Linked DNA regions of Homo sapiens: region 1 is linked to region 2. A link is a loop called in an ENCODE intact Hi-C map of the cell type or tissue named here. Cell type or tissue: PC-9. All regions are shown on one strand. Each heading gives the region's core, and the rest is flanking DNA. Links, peaks and the distances in the headings are about the cores only. Region 1 holds the start of LCIIAR (lung cancer immune cell infiltration associated lncRNA). Region 2 overlaps TJP1 (tight junction protein 1).

The links. Peaks named below come from ENCODE experiments on the same cell type or tissue, not always from the same donor. Only the 100,000 strongest peaks of a DNase experiment are listed, where the experiment ranks them.
Region 1: it touches region 2 in a loop (8-fold over the local background); 11 of 110 quality-filtered maps call a loop at or near these places.

The regions. Positions count from the first base shown.
Region 1 is chr15:29,671,150-29,679,654 of GRCh38, reverse strand. LCIIAR (lung cancer immune cell infiltration associated lncRNA) reads right to left here and starts at 4,720. Exons shown (of 2, transcript NR_135221.1): 1 at 4,129-4,720; 2 at 492-2,479. It also overlaps a transcript of ENTREP2 not described here. RefSeq lists enhancers at 1,066-1,566, 3,246-3,776, 3,777-4,307. In PC-9, for the core only: no CTCF peak of the experiment used is centred there; no DNase peak of the experiment used is centred there.
Region 2 is chr15:29,733,147-29,741,774 of GRCh38, reverse strand. It overlaps TJP1 (tight junction protein 1), which reads left to right. Exons shown (of 28, transcript NM_001330239.4): 10 at 339-444; 11 at 4,361-4,511; 12 at 7,393-7,501; 13 at 8,462-8,628. Among named protein-coding and RNA genes, the nearest start is that of LCIIAR, 63 kb to the right of the region's middle. In PC-9, for the core only: no CTCF peak of the experiment used is centred there; a DNase peak (open chromatin) is centred at 4,954; H3K27ac peaks cover 1,492 bases.

The DNA.
Region 1 (8,505 bases), core at 506-8,505, 62 kb after region 2:
ATTTCTTTATCTGTGAAACGATTTTCATCCCAACCATTTGGACTACACCCATAAGCGGAAGAAAAAAGCCTTGAGTTGAGAGGGAAACGTCACAGAGCTCACGACCGACTTCACAGTGGAACAGACACGATCACTGATGGCACCGCCAGTGGAAAAAAACTTCGTCCATTTCAGAAATCCTTTTTTTTTTTTGAGACGGAGTCTTGCTCTGTCGCCATGGCTGGAGTACAGTGGTATGATCTTGACTCACTGCAACCTCTGCCTCCTAGGTTCAAGCAATTCTCCTGCCTCAGCCTCCCAAGTAAGTTGGGATTACACGTGCCCGCCACCACTCCTGGATGATTTTTGTATTTTTAGTGGAGACACGGTTTCACCATGTTGGCCAGGCTGGTCTCCAACTCCTGACCTCAGGTGATCCGCCTGCCTTGGCCTCCCAAAGTGCTGGGATTACAGGCATGAGCCAGCGTGCCCGGCCTCACTTTTCTCTTTTTAAGTGACCATTTCTTAGTTGACAATTTGGAGCTTGAGAATGCAGGGACAGCACAGGTAATATCTGACAGCCTCAAGAGTGGCAGGAGGCCATGACAACCCCCTCACCTGGTGCCTGCACAGAAGCAGGGAAGTGTGAGCTACATGTAGAGGGAGGATCATAAAAACAGGCCCAAGAACAAAGGGCTCAGAGCTCTGCTGACCTTATAGGATTCCCGTTTCTGTGTTTCCTGTGCAGTGCCCTTCACATGGCCTGCTTGAGACCTTCCATCAGCCCAGTCTGAGGTCCCTTAGGGGACGGTGTAGACCCCAGGAGGGAAGGGCTGGCTCTTCTCTAGGATGTCAGGAGGACCAGAGCTGCTGGGGCCCCACCTCGTCTGAAAACAACACAGAGCAGGGAAGAGCCAAGCCAAGGTGACAAAGGAAAGTGGAGTCCTAATCACACTATTTGAGGATGCCTGGATCCAGCTGCACCTGAAGCATTCCCCGGGTGTGCTGGTTATGCAGGACAGTCCTTTCCTCTTCTGGGGCCTAGATTTCTATCACTGAGCTCCAAGCAAGCAGACATAAAACCCAAAGGCTGCCCAGCACTCTGGGCTTGGAAATCAACTCTGCCTCCAGTCTCTTGTCTTGGGGGTTCCAGTGTGGAGACACACATAAGCCCTGCTGCTGATGTGTTTACATGATAAGCTTTCGTTTTCCTGCTCCCTGAGGTTAGGTAAGAGCACAGATACTCAAACACCTGCACATGTATTTGCTCCCAAGCCACACTGGAGATTTCATTGTAAGCTTGACGTGTTTATGACATGACAGCAATTGCCACCTCCACCCCACAGGCCACAAAGGCTGGCCTGGCAGGGAGCCCTGAGCTCTGGGACTGCCGCCCCATGCTGACCCTCCCTTCCTGTCACTGCCAGCCACTGTCTTCCTCCCCCGGCAGGCCTCCTCAGCTCCCGTCACTGTGTGTTTGGCAGTCCCAGGTCTCACTCTGCAGCAGGCATCACCTTCCCTGCTGCCACCATCTCCTCCCTGCTCCTCACCCTGGGACCTCGCCCTTCGCCTTCTGCCTCCTGGTGGGTTTGACCTTGTGTGGCAGGGCAGGGAGTGAGGGGAGCTGCAGGAGGCCGAGAGCAGGAGAGCCAGGTGACTATCCCCATGCCACCCGCGGCTCCCTCTGCATGGGGTCCCTGCCATGAGGTCCTCAGCTCCGTGTTTTTGCTACAGGGACCCTGGCCAACACACCTGTTGGTCAGGCATCTCCCTGGCCTGCAGCCATGACTCCACCACCAGCCTGCCTCCCCACCAGAGCAGGCCTCCTGTCAATGGAACCTGTTATTTTCCCTGAGGTCTCTCTTCCTCCCACCTGAGCCACCACCATACCAGCCCCTGCGAGGTGATGCCTCTGGTCTTCCCAGAAGCAGTCTCCTCTCCCTGGATGCTCTTCCCTCTTACCTGGGGACCACTTTCTCACTCAATTCTCCCTTCCTCCACGAAGCCCTCCAGGACTGCTGCCAGGGGCCGACCCCCTGTGGACTTGACCCCACCCCTTCATGTACACCCAAGACACCTCCATCCTCTATGTTTCCCAGCCACCAGCATCCCCTGCCTGACCTGCACACAGACAGTGCCCAAGCAATGCTCAAGTCAACGGACTCATCTGTTTGCTAAGGCCAAAATTGTAAAGAAAAGCAGTTGGGTTGGTTTTAGAAATGATTATTCTAAGATTAAAGTGCCAAATCAACACATTACCTATGAAGGAGAAGAAATGTTCACATATCAAAACTCATTAGCTCTGATATGAAAAGAAGACATGGCCACCAGCAGTTTTAAAATAAGTATCTCTGAAATGCCACGCAGCTTCCTCCTTTCCCTCTGAATCACCATTCGTTCATTCTTCCTGGCTGCCTTGGGCTGAGTGCTGAGGAGGTCTAGCAACATCAGAGCGGCAGGAGCGGCTGTCCATTAGCAGCATTTGGCACGCTGGAGGGAGCTGCAATTAGATTGAGCTATCAGAGGGGGTTTCCATAAATCTCCCGGCATTCTGCTTCATGATTCTCAGCTATCCTTTCTTCCCTTTGCAGGCAAGAGCTGGGAGGCGTTTTGTGGACCAAAAGCACTTTGTTCTGCAGAGCACTTTCGGCCTGTGTGGGAGGATGCCCTGGCACATGGGGAGAGGCCATGGGTGTGTGTTCATTATGCACTTTCTCCTGCAGACCTCTTAAGAGTCCTGAGCCTCCCCCGCCAGTTTCCATTTGCAGAGACCCCATTCACACGTAGCTATTTTACACATGCTCCTTGATAATCAAACCAGAACTGCTTGGACATCTGCATGGCTATTTTGGGGCTTCTAGGAGACTGAGGAAGACAACCTTATTTTCAACAGTCCACAAAGATGTGACATCATTCTGAACAGTAAGGCTGGCTGGGCTCGGTGACTCATGTCTGTAATCCCAACATTTTGGGAGGCCAAGGCTGGAGGAACACTTGAGCCCAGGAGTTTGAGACTAGCCTGGCCTACATAGTGAGACCCCTGTCGCTAAAAAAAAATTTTTTCTTTTTTTTTTTTGAGACAAGAGTTTCGCTCTTGTTGCCCAGGCTGGAGTGCAATGGCGCAATCTTGGCTCACTTGCAACCTCCGCCTCCTGGGTTCAAGCAATTCTTCTGCCTCAGCCTCCTGAGTAGCTAGGATTACAGGCATGCACCACCACGCCCGGCTAATTTTGTATTTTTAGTAGAGATGGGGTTTCTCCACGTCGGTCAGGCTGGTCTCCGACTCCCGACCTCAGGTGATCCGCCGGCCTGGGCCTCCCAAAGTGCTGGGATTACAGGCATGAGCCACCGCACCCGGCCAAAAAAAATTGTTTTTAATTATAAAAAGAGAGTAAGGCTTTCCAGGAGGTCAAGCAAGTGTGGTGATTGCTCCGTGAACCGTGAGAGACCAATACCGCAGCATTTACAAAACCCCCGCTGGGACTCAGCACAGTGCCCTTCCTCCAAACCTCAACTCCGGCAGGGGCAGAAGCAAGGCACCTGTGAGGCGCATCACTTTGGACACACCACTTTGGTTTGTTTGCTTTGGTTTGACCCCAGGCGGGAAAATCCGGGCCTGGTTCTCCTCCTCTCCCTCCCTCCCCTCCTCTCAGCTCTTACCTGGAAACTGCTCGGGACAAAGCCGGGTCCCCGCTGCGCGTGCAGCCTCCCAGGCCCTCCCCGTCGGCCTCCCTGCCTCCCCCCGCAATTCTCTCGCCTCGCGGGCAGCCTCGGCGCTCACGCACCCTGCAAACCCCTATCCCTCCGGGCCGGAACACCCCAGCTCTACGGCTGAGGGTGCAGGGGCGCCGAGGGCTGGGCGCCCGGGAGTTCCACAGCTCCCTGCACTTGATGATCTTCTGCAGTTATTCCAGAAGTAAACCGCCGCCTCCTTCATTTTTGCTTTGTTACGGGGTCTGGGCTCTGTCGCCCAGGCTGGAGTGCAGTGGCGCGATCTCGGCTTACTGCAGCCTCGACCGTCCTGGGCGCAGGTGATCTTCCCACCTCAGCCTCCCCGAAGTGCTGGGACCACAGGCGCGCGCCACTATGCCAGGCTAATTCTTAAATTTATTGTAGAGATGGTGGGCGGGGGGTGGGGGGGCGTCTTACTATGTTGCCAAGGCAGGTCTCGAACTCCTGGGCTCCAGCGATCCTCCCGCCTCGGCCTCCCTGGGTGCCAGCCGCCTCCCTATTTGCTGTCTGGGGCTTTGCCTTCTGGCGGGCTCCGTAGCAGTGACCGGCCCCTCGCTGCGGGTGGACATGCTCGTGCGAGTCGCGCGGGCTCGCGGCGGCCAGGAGCCTGTGGGACGCTGCGTGGGAGTTCCCATCCCGCGGTCCCAGGACCCCCGGCAGCAGCTGCCACGCTCAGGGCGGAAAGTGCCTGGGTGGCCAAAGCGGGGGCCTGGGGAGAGAGCCAGCCCCGGGAGGACGGCACTGCAGAGGCGGCCAGGAGGCAGGGGAGGCTCGGCGACCCTGGCAGGCGCTGCGGGACGCCGAGGACTGGGGCGGCGTGCTGGAGATCCGCGGCCAACCGTGGGGTGAGCAAGGGAGGAGGGGAGGGAGCGGCCGAGGGGCCCAGAGCTGCAGCAGGAGGTCGGGGAGCGAAGGGCAGGCGCGCCCAGGCCCCGGCGGGGGAGGGGAGGTTCTGAGTCCGGGGTGGCGGAGAGGGGAAGCCAGCGGGGCTGGCGGAGGGGCGGATCCCACGGGAAGGGGCGGGGAGCGCCGGGGACTAGGGGCGAGGAGGCCGCGGGACTGGGCGGAGCAGGGGCGCCACAGGTGCGGGGCGCTAGTGCGAGAGGCGGAGGCAGCGGGGAAGGAAGGGAGGCCGGCAGGGGGAAGCCCGCCCCTTCCTCCGCGCCCCCTCCTCCCTCTCCTCCCTCCCCCTTTTCCCTCCTTCCCTCCTCCACACCCCCTCCTTCCCTCCGCCCCCCCGGCATGCCTCCTTTTCCCTAGGGAAAAGTGCCCGTTCTTTTACTCTCCCTTCCATCCCTCGATATTCTTAATCCCTCAGGCGGCTGGTCTCACAGGAATTTAAAGAAAGAAAAAATCTGATTAAAAGTCTGTGCTCAAGCCGGGCGCGGTGGCTCACGCCTGTAATCCCGGCACTTTGGGAGGCCGAGGCGGGCGGATCACGAGGTCAGGGGTTCGAGAACATCCTGGCCAACATGGTGAAACCCCGTCTCAACTAAAAATACAAAAATTAGCTGGGCATGGTGGCGGGCACCTGTAGTCCCAGCTACTCGGGAGGCTGAGGCAGGAGAATCGCTTGAGCCTGGAAGGCAGATGTTGCAGTGAGCTGAGATTGCGCCACTGCACTCCAGCCTGGGCGACAGAATGAGACTGTGTCTGAAAACAAAAACAAAAACAAAAAAAACAACTCTGCCCATCAGGCAGCAGGACAGGGTGGAGCGTTTGCTGCTTCTGGCTGGGGTAGCGAGGAGTTGATACAGGCTTCCTGGTCCCCTGGGGCACAGGACTTGACTGCTGGCAAAGCCCCCCCCCCCCCCCATCCTCTGCAGGCTGGGGAAGGGCTGAGTCCCACACACCCTGGGAGGCAGGAAGTATCCCAGGACACATTTCCTCAGTCACCCTCCTACCTGATCCACTAGAGAAATGGGGAAGGGGGACCACACACTCTGGTTTCTCCAGATTTCCTGGATTGCCCTGAACACACACACAGCAACAGGACGGGTACTCAAAGGCTACCACATCCCAAACTCAACCTTCAGAGAAATGGTAGATCTGCCTTTGCAAAATTATAACAGACAACTATGACAGTGAAAGAGATCTCACCTAACTGACTCCATCTTGCTTCCAACCCCCAAGCTGTCCTTGTCATTCCTGGGCATGAACTAACTTTGGGAGGAACTTGGTTTATTGTTTTGCTTTGAAACAAAAACAATAACAGCCCTTTCCCAAAACAAACTCCCTTCTTGCCTGGGGACTACACTGCCTTTGCAGGACTAACAAATTAGCTGTAAGGTTAGAAATTAGGGTTTAGGAGTCATGCATCTGGAGACTCCAAGATTCTGAGCCATCCCAAATTGCTCCTGAGAATAAACTCACTATGGTAAGGCCTAAGATCAGTGCTTGAGATGATTTGTAGACCCTGCACATGATGATCGATGATCAGCTGGCACCACATGGGATCCTGTGGCCTCTACCCAGGAACTGATTCAGCAAAAGAGGACAGCTTCGACTTTCCGTGATTTTGTCAGAGGTGTTTGAACCACAGCGACTCCATCTTGAGTAGGGGCTGGGTGAAATAAGGCTGAGACCTGCTGGGCTGCATCCCCAGGAGGTTAGGCATTCTTAGTCACAGGATGAGGTAAGAGGTCAGTACAAGATACAGGTCATAAAGACCTTGCTGATAAAACAGGATGTGGTAAAGAAGCTGGCCAAAACCCACCAAAACCAAGATGGCGACGTCTTTTAATAATTAGAGTATAATGAGCTGTGGTCATCCTCACTGCTTATTATACTCTAATTATAATGTTTAGCATGCTAAAAGACACTCCTACCAGCACCATTACGGTTCACAAATGCCATGGCAACGTCCAGAAGTTACCCCCTATGGTCTAAAAGAGGGAGTAACCTTCAGTTCCTGGAATTGCCTTCCCCTTTCCTGGAAAACTCGTGTATAATCCACCGCTTGTTTAGCATATAATCAAGAAGTAACTAAGTATACTCCCTCGAGCAGCTCATGCCACTGCCCTGCCTATGGAGTCACCAACTTGATGGACTTGCCCTGAATTCTTTCTTGCGTGAGATCCAAGAACCCTTTCCTGGTGTCTGGATTGGGACCCCTTTCCAGCAACAATTTTATCTTCTACCCAACCAATCAGCATTCCCCATTTTCCAACCCCCCCAACCCACCAAATTATCCTTAAAAACCCAGATCCCCAAGTTTTCAGGGAGACTGGTTTGAGTAGTAATAAAACTCCAGTCTCCTGTGCAGCCGGCTCTGCGTGAATTAAACTCTCGACTGCAATTCCCCTGTCTTGATAAATCGGCTCTGTCTAGGCAGTGGGTATGGAGAGCCCATTGGGCAATTACACATGGACCGTGTGTGGTGACTCCATGTTCAAGCAGCCAGAAGCTCCCTGGTTGAGGCACCCTGGATAACTGGAATTTCCCATACTTGATTTGACTTTTAGAAAAAAAAAATAGAGAATGCAACAGTGTTTTTCTTTATTTTTCACCTGGAAATCATTTTTAACCTTTGAGGGTAGTCAAGGACCCATTTGAAAATTGGACAACTGATTTCCTCAGAAAAGAAGACCTTAAAAATAAAAATTGTACATGCCATTGTGGGATCCATAGGCCCTTGGATAAGAATCCCTGTAGTAAACCGGGCGCGGTGGCTCATGCCTGTAATCCTAGCACTTTGGGAGGCCAAGGCGGGTGAATCACTTGAGGCCAGTAGTTTGAGATCAGCCTGGCCAACATGGCAAAACCTCCTCTCTACTAAAAATAAAAAAAATTAGCCGGGTATGGTGGTGTGTGCCTGTAATCCCAGCTACTCGGGAGGCTGAGGCATGAAAATCATTTGAACCCAGGAGGCAGAGGTTGCAGTGAGCCAAGATGGCGCCACTGCACTCCAGCCTGGGCGACAGAGTGAGATGCTGTTTCAAACAAACAAACAAAAAAAGAATCCCTGCAGTAAACCGTCTCCTTCCAGCCCCTGGAAGCCATGGCAGCCAGCTGTGCCCACTGCCAATTCTGTGCCACTGTAGGTGGAATTCAAGGCAGACGGGGGCTCCTTGGGGGACACTGTGGCATGTGCTGCCTTTGATGGGGATCACAGCCTCTCAGCCTCTGAAGCTGGGAGAATCGCTGGGATCACCTGTCCAAACAGAAAGCCCACAAGGACCCCAGAGAGGTTCAGGGGAAATGAGTGGCTCAGATCTGGAGCCAATTTTTATGTTAAAAGGTTTCTTTTCTTAATAAAGGCCCATTGGGACCCAGATGAGTAATGAAATGTTGGAACAGCAAAGCAAACAAAAGCCACCCTGCTGAGAAATGAAGAATGGGCTTGAGCTGTTTTTACTCAAACACTTCTCACACCAAATGTGGGATTTTTTCCCGCACCAGCCAGTTCTCAGTACCAACTGAGTGTCCTATGATTCAATTCAATTCTGACACTAACTAATGTCAGATTGAACAGGTTCAAGGGCTCAGTCCCACAAGATCACCTACACCGCAGACGCCAGTCCCAAGTCTTAGGTACTCAGAGAACCTACACTTCTGTCCGACTTGGCTACAAAGTCAGGAGGTTCTTACAATCCCCACCTCCCTCAGGTCAATAATTGGCTAGAACAGCTCATAGAAACCAAGAAAACACTTATTTACTATTACCAGTTTATTACCATGGACACAGACGAACAGCCAGGGCTAGGTCTGGAAGGGTCCGGAGCCCAGGAGGTTCTGTCCGCATGGAGTCGGGGTGTGCCACCCTGTCAGCACATGGCTGTGTTTGCCAACCTG
Region 2 (8,628 bases), core at 177-8,176:
AACATTTTATCATAATGAGGAAAGGTAGCTACTTTGGCAGTCTTAACTGGGAAGTGTAGGAATTCTCTCTTCTCATATCTATTTTTTGTTATTCGTTCTTAAAGAATAGATTTTTCAAATTCTGATTGCTGGAACTATGGAAAACACAGGTGACTGTGTAACATACCTACTTGTTATAAAGACTTCAGAATTTATTACTATAAAATGTACTCTAATACATATGGTAGATATGTTCCTCATCAGGTTCTCTGAACTTATGAATCATATATTGCTTGGTTGCTTGCATTATTATTCCATGTTTTTCTAAAGTGAGTCCTACTCAATTTTTTTTTTCTTAGAACCAAAGCCTGTGTATGCCCAAGTTGGGCAACCAGATGTGGATTTACCTGTCAGTCCATCTGATGGTGTCCTACCTAATTCAACTCATGAAGATGGGATTCTTCGGTAATACAATTTTAAAGTTGTATTGTTTTCTTTGTTCATTATTAACATTATTCAGAGTAGGAATTTAATTGTAAACCATATTGCATATATTTTTTAAAATAGTACATACCACCTAATACTATGATTATTTTTATATTTAACATTCTGCTACTTATATATGATAGTGAGTTAGAAATTAGACAACAAAGGAACTTTTTGGATGCTTTCTTTCTCACCGCTGTCTCCTGCCTAGCTTTTAAATTAGGAATTAGAAAAAAAAAAAAATTCTATTCAGACATCAGAATTTCCACAGCTTTCCAATGGAGCATTAAAAAAAAAAAAAAATCAGTGTTTCTCAATCTCAGCACTAGTGGCATTTTGGGCCAGGTAAGCATTTGTTGTGAGGGGCTGTCCTGTGCATTGTGGCATGTTTAGCAGCAATCCTGGCCACTAGATGCCAGTAGCAGTCCCCTAGTTGTGACAATTAGAATTATCTCTAGACATTGCCAGATGTTTCCTTGGGGGCAAAATCATGGTTGAGATTGGTTGAGAACCTGTTCTAGGGTAGTTAGCAACCCAAAAGTAAGTTTTTACTATCTTAACACCTTTCATTACTTTACATTATATACTTGGTAGAATTGAGATGTAAATTTGTAAACAAATTTCAAACCATCATGATTATCAAATTAGTTTTTTGTTTGTTTGGTTAGTTTTTTTTTTTAAACAGGGTCTTGCTCTGTCGCCCAGGCTGGAGTGCCGTGGTGCAATCTCGGCTAACTGCAACCTCTGCCTCTTGGGCTCAAACAATCCTCCCACCTCAGCCTCCTGAGTAGCTGGGATGAAAGGACACACACCACCACACCTAGCTAATTTTTGTATTTTTAGTAGAGACGGGGTTTTGTTTCGCCGCATTGCCCAGGCTGGTCTAAAAGTCCTGGGCTCAAGCAGTCCACCAACCTCAGCCTCCCAAAGTGCTAGGATTACAGATGTGAGCCACTGTACCCAGCCCAAATTAGTTTTTTATTGGCACTGGTAAAGGGGACATGATGTGAATAATTGAAAATTGACAGAATTCCGGGCCGGGCGCAGTGGCTTATGCCTGTAAACCTAGCACTTTGGGAGGCCGAGGCGGGCGAATCACGAGGTCAGGAGATCAAGACCATCCTGGCTAACATGGTGAAAACCCATCTCTACTAAAAATACAAAAAATTAGCTGGGCGCCTATAGTCCCAGCTACTCGGGAGGTTGAGGCAGGAGAATGGCGTGAACCCAGGAGGCGGAGCTTGCAGTGAGCCGAGGTCACACCACTGCACTCTAGCCTGGGTGACAGAGCGAGACTCCGTCTCAAAAAAAAAAAGAAAATTGGCAGATTTCCTCAAGTGGGTTAGATTTAGACCCAGCTAGGTAGATAGAAGTAGTTCCTGAAAGAGATGGGGTTTTTACAAGTTTAAAACTGTACAATTTTAATATTAGGTAATTGATAATTCAACCTTTTATAAATTGTGCAGGCATAGATAGTCCCCTTCTTTTCCTTTCTTGGGAATTGCTTGAAAACTTGTGTAAGTGTTTGAGGTTTAGGAAACTGTAATGATAAGATTCCAGAGACTGGCCGGGCGCAGTGGCTCATGCCTGTAATCCCAGCACTTTGGGAGTCCGAGGTGGGCAGATCACCAGGTCAGGAGATTGAGACCATCCTGGCTGAACACGGCGAAACCCCGTCTCTACTAAAAATACAAAAAAATTAGCCGGGCGTGGTGGCGGGCGCCTGTAGTCCCAGCTACTCGGGAGGCTGAGGCAGGAGAATGGCATGAACCCAGGAGGTGGAGCTTGCAGTGAGCCGAGATCGCGCCACTGCACTCCAGCCTGGGTGACAGAGCAAAACTCCATCTCAAAAAAGAAAAAAGAAAAATTCCAGAGACCTCCTTCCCTGGGAGAACAAATACCAAGGAAGATTTGAGGACGTGGACAGGATTAGTAGCTGTGCCAGGAAAGGTTTGGTTTTTCATTTAAAGCCAATGAATGGATTTGATGCAGAAGTTAGTGAGTCTGTTTTGCTACTGCAAGTAGTTAATATAATGCAGGCAGGACAAAGTATAAAATGTCAGTCATCTAAGGCACATGACACTGTTGGTGAGATATGGCCTAAAGCTGTCTTCTAACAGTGGTTTTCAGAAGCCATGTTTTACTAAAGGGTGGATACTGTGCTCAGTTGTTTTTGCTTTTTGAAGCACATTAGATGGGTCAGGGTTAGAAGAGGATTTCCAAAGTCCTATCTTTTGTTTTTGTTTTTGTTTTGCTTTGTTTTAAAGAGACAGGGCCTCACTCTGTCACCCAGGCTAGAGTATAATGGTGTGATCATTGCTCACCATAACCTCAAACTCCTAGGCTCGAGGAATCCTCCCACCTCAGCCTTCGGAGTAGCTAGGACTATAGGCAACGAGCCACGAAACCCAGCTAATTTTTTTTTTTTTTTTTTTTTTTTTTTTAGTAGTGACAGGGTCTTGCTGTGTTGATCAGGGCTGGGAACAAACTCCTAGGCTCAAGCAGTCCTCCTGCCTCAGTCTCCCAAAGTGCTGGCATTATAGGCTTGAGCTGCCACACCCAACTGAGACCTGGAGTCTTAAGGACTTTGAGGAAATATTTAAAGAGGTTTCAGTACAATGGGTTTAGGAGAGGAATCTATGAGAATGCTTTTGACCTGGCTAGGATACCACTACAACCAAGGGGCTTGGACCATTTGTAGTAAAGCTGGTAAATAGTTTCATGGAGGGATCAAGGATGCCACCAGCCAGTGAGAGACCTCATCTGATTTCTCAGGCTCTTACTTTTATGACTAGCTGATGTTAGTTCCAGGTCAGGTAACCCAATCAGAAATGAATAAATAGTAAGTTCTGAAAGTTAAGGCGATCTCTTTAGTTGGCTTAAAGAGACTAGAAATCTCTCCTTCCTCAACACATTTCATTCATTTATTTGACTTTTTGTTGTTGTTGTTGTTATTGTTATCTATTAGTTTCTAATAATTTGGTTAGTATTACATAATAAAGAGTATAGGGATTTTTTTCTACACTTCTTGTCAGAATAGGTAAAATAGTGTATTTTCTTGCTAGGAATGTGAGAGTACTTATGAATCCCTAGAAGGGAAATATAGTGGGTAATTTTTAATTACAGTCTGTTTCTATCCAGTCAGTTCTTAGAAGGCATCCTTTAGTATTTGTTTTAAGGAATGTCACAAGGTTTCAACACTACACTGATGCTAGAGGTGGGTGTGTATGCATTATTTTTTTTTTCCATTCAGAGAACTAGAAAGGGACAGAATGGATATGGGGCTAATGTAGAAAGGCTGAATGACTATATGATTTGTATTGTAAAACTCAGAGGGGCAGCAGAGTAAGTGAACTACTCTGTGAACTACTGAAAGACTCCACCAACTGCAAAGTTTTTTTAAAAATCACTCTCTGTTACATGTAGAAATCACAATGCTTGGAGCCTTATTTTGAGTCCATCGTGTTAGGAAAATTAGCCAATTTATACTTCAATTTCTACCTTTATTTTAAAAAATTTGACTTTTCAGTTATTAATAGAAATGATGTGTGAATTGGGGTGGAAAAAATGGAAGATGTTTTTAGCCATTTGGAATGTACCATAACTCTTTGAGAGTTGAGAAAACATTGTTTTACAAAGTAATTTTATAAATTAGTTATGTAAAATAGTACTTGCATATTAAATTTGAATATTCCAAAACTGTTAATCAGAAAATAGTGTTATTAAGTCTGATTTGAATTCTAACACTAAATTTTATTTAGTAAAATAGTGGTATGAGAGAAGTTTTAGAAATGATGGTTCTTTATTTAATTCTGAATATAGTTTTCACTGTAGTGATTGCTATAACGTTTTAAGCTCTTCTTAACTGTTTCAAATGAAATATCTGTTTTAACAGGCCCAGCATGAAATTGGTAAAATTCAGAAAAGGAGATAGTGTGGGTTTGCGGCTGGCTGGTGGAAATGATGTTGGAATATTTGTAGCTGGCGTTCTAGAAGATAGCCCTGCAGCCAAGGAAGGCTTAGAGGAAGGTGATCAAATTCTCAGGGTATGTCAGTATTGCAACTTATGTGGGTTAAAAAGTATTTGGATCACCAGAAAAAGGTATCAAACAACAAGCTTACTATTGTAATTAGATTGTAATCTGTAAGCAGTCTCCATTGAGCCAGTTAAACTTTGAAAGTCAAAATCCATCAGGTCTACCTTATGCTGGACTTCTCACTTCCCATTCTTGTATCTTGCTCTTGTTTACTGCTATATTTTGTGTTAGTAAAGAATGTAACATTTCATTTCTACCACTCGTGTTCATGGAAATAAAAGAAAATAAGTCTTATATCCCGATGATAATATCTACCAGGTAGTCTTTGGAAGTTCAACTAAACATTCAGACTGGCAGGACTCTGCCATGGGCCACAACTTGGCAGCAAGCAACATCAAGTGTTCCTCTCCCATATGAGTCATCTTGAAGCAATCCACACAACCTCTGGGACCTTTTTAACCCCAGATAATGGCTCAGACACAGGGAGATGGAATTCACATCAAAGGCAAATGTGTAAGCTGCCTGGCTTTGAAACTTCATACTCCACAAGAGACAGGATTAGTTACACAAATCAGGAAAGCCCAGGTTAGATGCAGAGTATCAGTAGAGTCTATAGAGTCCTCCCTTCCTTCCCCATAAACGGTTTCACCTAGTGACATAGTACCATCTTAATCTGTCTCCTGTTTCTTTTTAAAATATCCAAACCTCCATTTGATTTGCTAGATTAAACTATGTCCCATTTTAATCAGAAGGTATCTGTCCATTGTGAGCTCCTACATTTATTCTGCTTCTCTACCACAAAGTCTTTGCCGTGGCCTCTCTATTCTGGTCTCTTTCTGTACTCAGCCTGCCTCTTGCCAGTGTCCTGGATTCAGCCTCCTGTCTGCTCCAGAATCTTGTAGCTTTGTTCACTTTCTTGTCTTTCTCTCTCCACTGGTTCTTCATCTATCTTCCACTGTCTTATTTGTCCTTTTTTGCTGTTTAACTTGTTGAAGGATGTGGTTGAGGCCCTTGCCTGTTTTCTTTTCAATCATTGTGGTCATACAGTTTTGCAGCCTGGCTTCCACCTTCACCACACTGAAGCTCAGTTTTCAATAAGCCATTGCTGAGTTAATGTCATCCTCAAGCCTCATTTTCCTTTATTTTTTAGCAGCGTTTTGACTGTCTTAATCTTTTTTGAAGTACTTTTTTCCTTAGATTCCATAATACTGCCATTCTGGTACATTTTTTTATTCTTTTCCTGCCTCTTTACTGATACTTTTAAAACTTGGAGAATGTTGGTAACTCTCTGCTTCTCTTGCTACACTGCCTCTTTCTTGGGTTTGGTTGCTCAAGTGAGCAGCTCGTAATCAAAGTCTTTTCACTTAGCAATTTCCTGAGCTCTGTCATTTTCTCATTGAATCCTCCTCCTTTTCCCTTCAAACTTAGCATGTCAAAAAGTCAAGGCATCATGGTGACTTCAGACCTATTTCCATCTGATCTGATATGGTCATTCTTTCTGATGATGTTTACATTGTTGTCAATCAAGTTAGGTCAAAAACATTTAAATACAACATGTATAATAACGTTCACTATACCAAGGAAAGTAAAGAGACCTATTTTCTTACCCATCTCTTAACCCTGTTTTGAAGTAATCAGGGCATACATTTTTTTAAACGTTTCTTTCTTTTTTTTTTTTTTTTTTCCTTGAGACAGCGCCTCACTGTCACCCAGGCTGGAATGCAGTGGTGTGATCACGGCTCACTGCAGCCTTAAACACCTAGGCTCAAACATTCTTCCCCTCAGCCTCCTGAGTAGCTGGGACCACAGGCATTAGCCACCACACGTGGCAAATTTTTGTATTTTTTGTAGAGGCAGGGTTTCACCACGTGGCCCAGACTGGTCTCAAATTCCTGGGTTCAAGCAGTCCACCTACTTTGGCCTCCCAGAGTGCTGGGATTACAGACATGAGTCACTGCGCCTGGCTAAAAAATGTTTCTTAATAGTTCACTTTTGTTTTGTATCATAAAAGTAAGTGGTGCGTGTCAGGTTTTTTTGTTTCTAGGGTTTTTTTTTTTCTTTTTTAATCTGGAAAATTTCCAAAAGGTGGAAAGAAGAAAACCTGCCTGTAATCCTGCACACAGTCACTGGTGACATTTTAATAAGTTCATTTTGGCATTTAGAAGCTTCTAATAGAAGTAAATATTAACTTGGCAAACACTGAGCCTGCATTACACAGATGCTCTTACAGGGTTGCTACAGTGCAGATTGTCTTTTTAGTCCCATTTTCTTTTGATTTTTTTTCTCAGCAACTTGTAAAAAGTTACCTTTTTTCATCTAAACTGGTTAAATTTTACACAGATCTTTAATGTCAGGACACACTGAATACTATTTAAATAAATTTATACCTTTAACTCACTTTATTTGTTTCTGTTTTTTTAAAATTAGAGTGTATTCTTTTCTCCAAAGTAAAATAAAGTTTTTGGTCTTAAAAGATGTGATATTTTCGGCCGGGTGTGGTGACTCATGCCTGTAGTCCCAGCACTTTAGGAGACCAAAGCGGGCGGATCACCTGAGGTCAGGAGTTTGAGACCAACCTGCCCAACATGGTGAAACCCCATCTCTACTAAAAATATAAAAAAATTAGCTGGGTGTGGTGGTGGGCACCTGCAATCCCAGCTACTCGGGAGGCTGAGGCAGGAGAATCACTTGAACCTGGGAGGTGGAGGTTGCAGTGAGCTGAGATCGTGCCATTGCACTCCAGCCTGGGCGACAGAGCGAGACTCTGTCTCAAAAAAAAAAAAAGATGTGATATTTTCAAATTAGGTAGACTGAGAGTATCTGTGTCCTGCGTATGTTATTTTCATATTCTTAAACAGCCAAGAATGATTTATGAAATCTTATTTATTAGGTAAACAACGTAGATTTTACAAATATCATAAGAGAAGAAGCCGTCCTTTTCCTGCTTGACCTCCCTAAAGGAGAAGAAGTGACCATATTGGCTCAGAAGAAGAAGGATGGTGAGATGCTGTCAGAAAATGGAGGAGATAAACCTGTAGAGTTTGAGGACTTACAAAGGGATTTATTCCATTTTTAAAAAATAAGTCACTCATAGTTGAGTGATGAATGAATTTGTTAATCTCAAAGAAAGTTATGTAATTCTAAGTCATTTAGGAGCACAGAATTTCAGATGATTCTCATTAGCAGAGCATGCTAATAGGACTAACCTTTATAGTATTCTAATTTAAATAAAATGCCATCCAACCCTTTACAAGTGATAGAAAGTGTTGATTTATTAGCCATCAGAACCATACAAAAGTATATATGAGCAGCTTTCAGATTTTGTACTGATGTTTCTAAGCAATACACTCAGATGTTTATTAGCATTAATTCAAGAGAAAACTCCATTTTTTCTGTGATACAATTTTCACTTAGAGCCAGGTTTCTCAGCCTTGGCACTGTTGACATTTTGGACCAAATAATGTGGTTTTAGGGGCTGTCCTGTGTATTGTGGATGTTTAGGGGCATTCCTAGCCTCTGCTCACTAGATGAGATGCCACTAGCACACACCCCTTACCCTTTCAGTACACAGATGGGGCAGTCAAAACTGCATATTGGCAAATGTCCAATGTTGGATGGCGAGGGATAAAATTACCTTTATTTGAGAACTGCTGATTTAGATATGGAAATGTCTATAATGTTTGCAGATAAGTTAGATGATATAATAGAAAACAAGCATGTGGCTTTTGACAAGTTACTTGATGTATTTTCTGCATCAGTTTCCTCATCTGCAAAATGGAAGTACTAAGAGTTTCAATTCTTACAGTGATGAATACATGAAATAATACAGTACCTGGCACATAGTAAGAATTTGTTGGATATTATTATTGATATTATCATAGCATCTTTACATAATGTACTGTCTTTCAGATTGTTATCCCACTAAATATTGATAATGTGTTTGTTTTTATTCCTTTTAGTTTATCGTCGCATTGTAGAATCAGATGTAGGAGATTCTTTCTATATTAGAACCCATTTTGAATATGAAAAGGAATCTCCCTATGGACTTAGTTTTAACAAAGGAGAGGTGTTCCGTGTTGTGGATACCTTGTACAATGGAAAACTGGGCTCTTGGCTTGCTATTCGA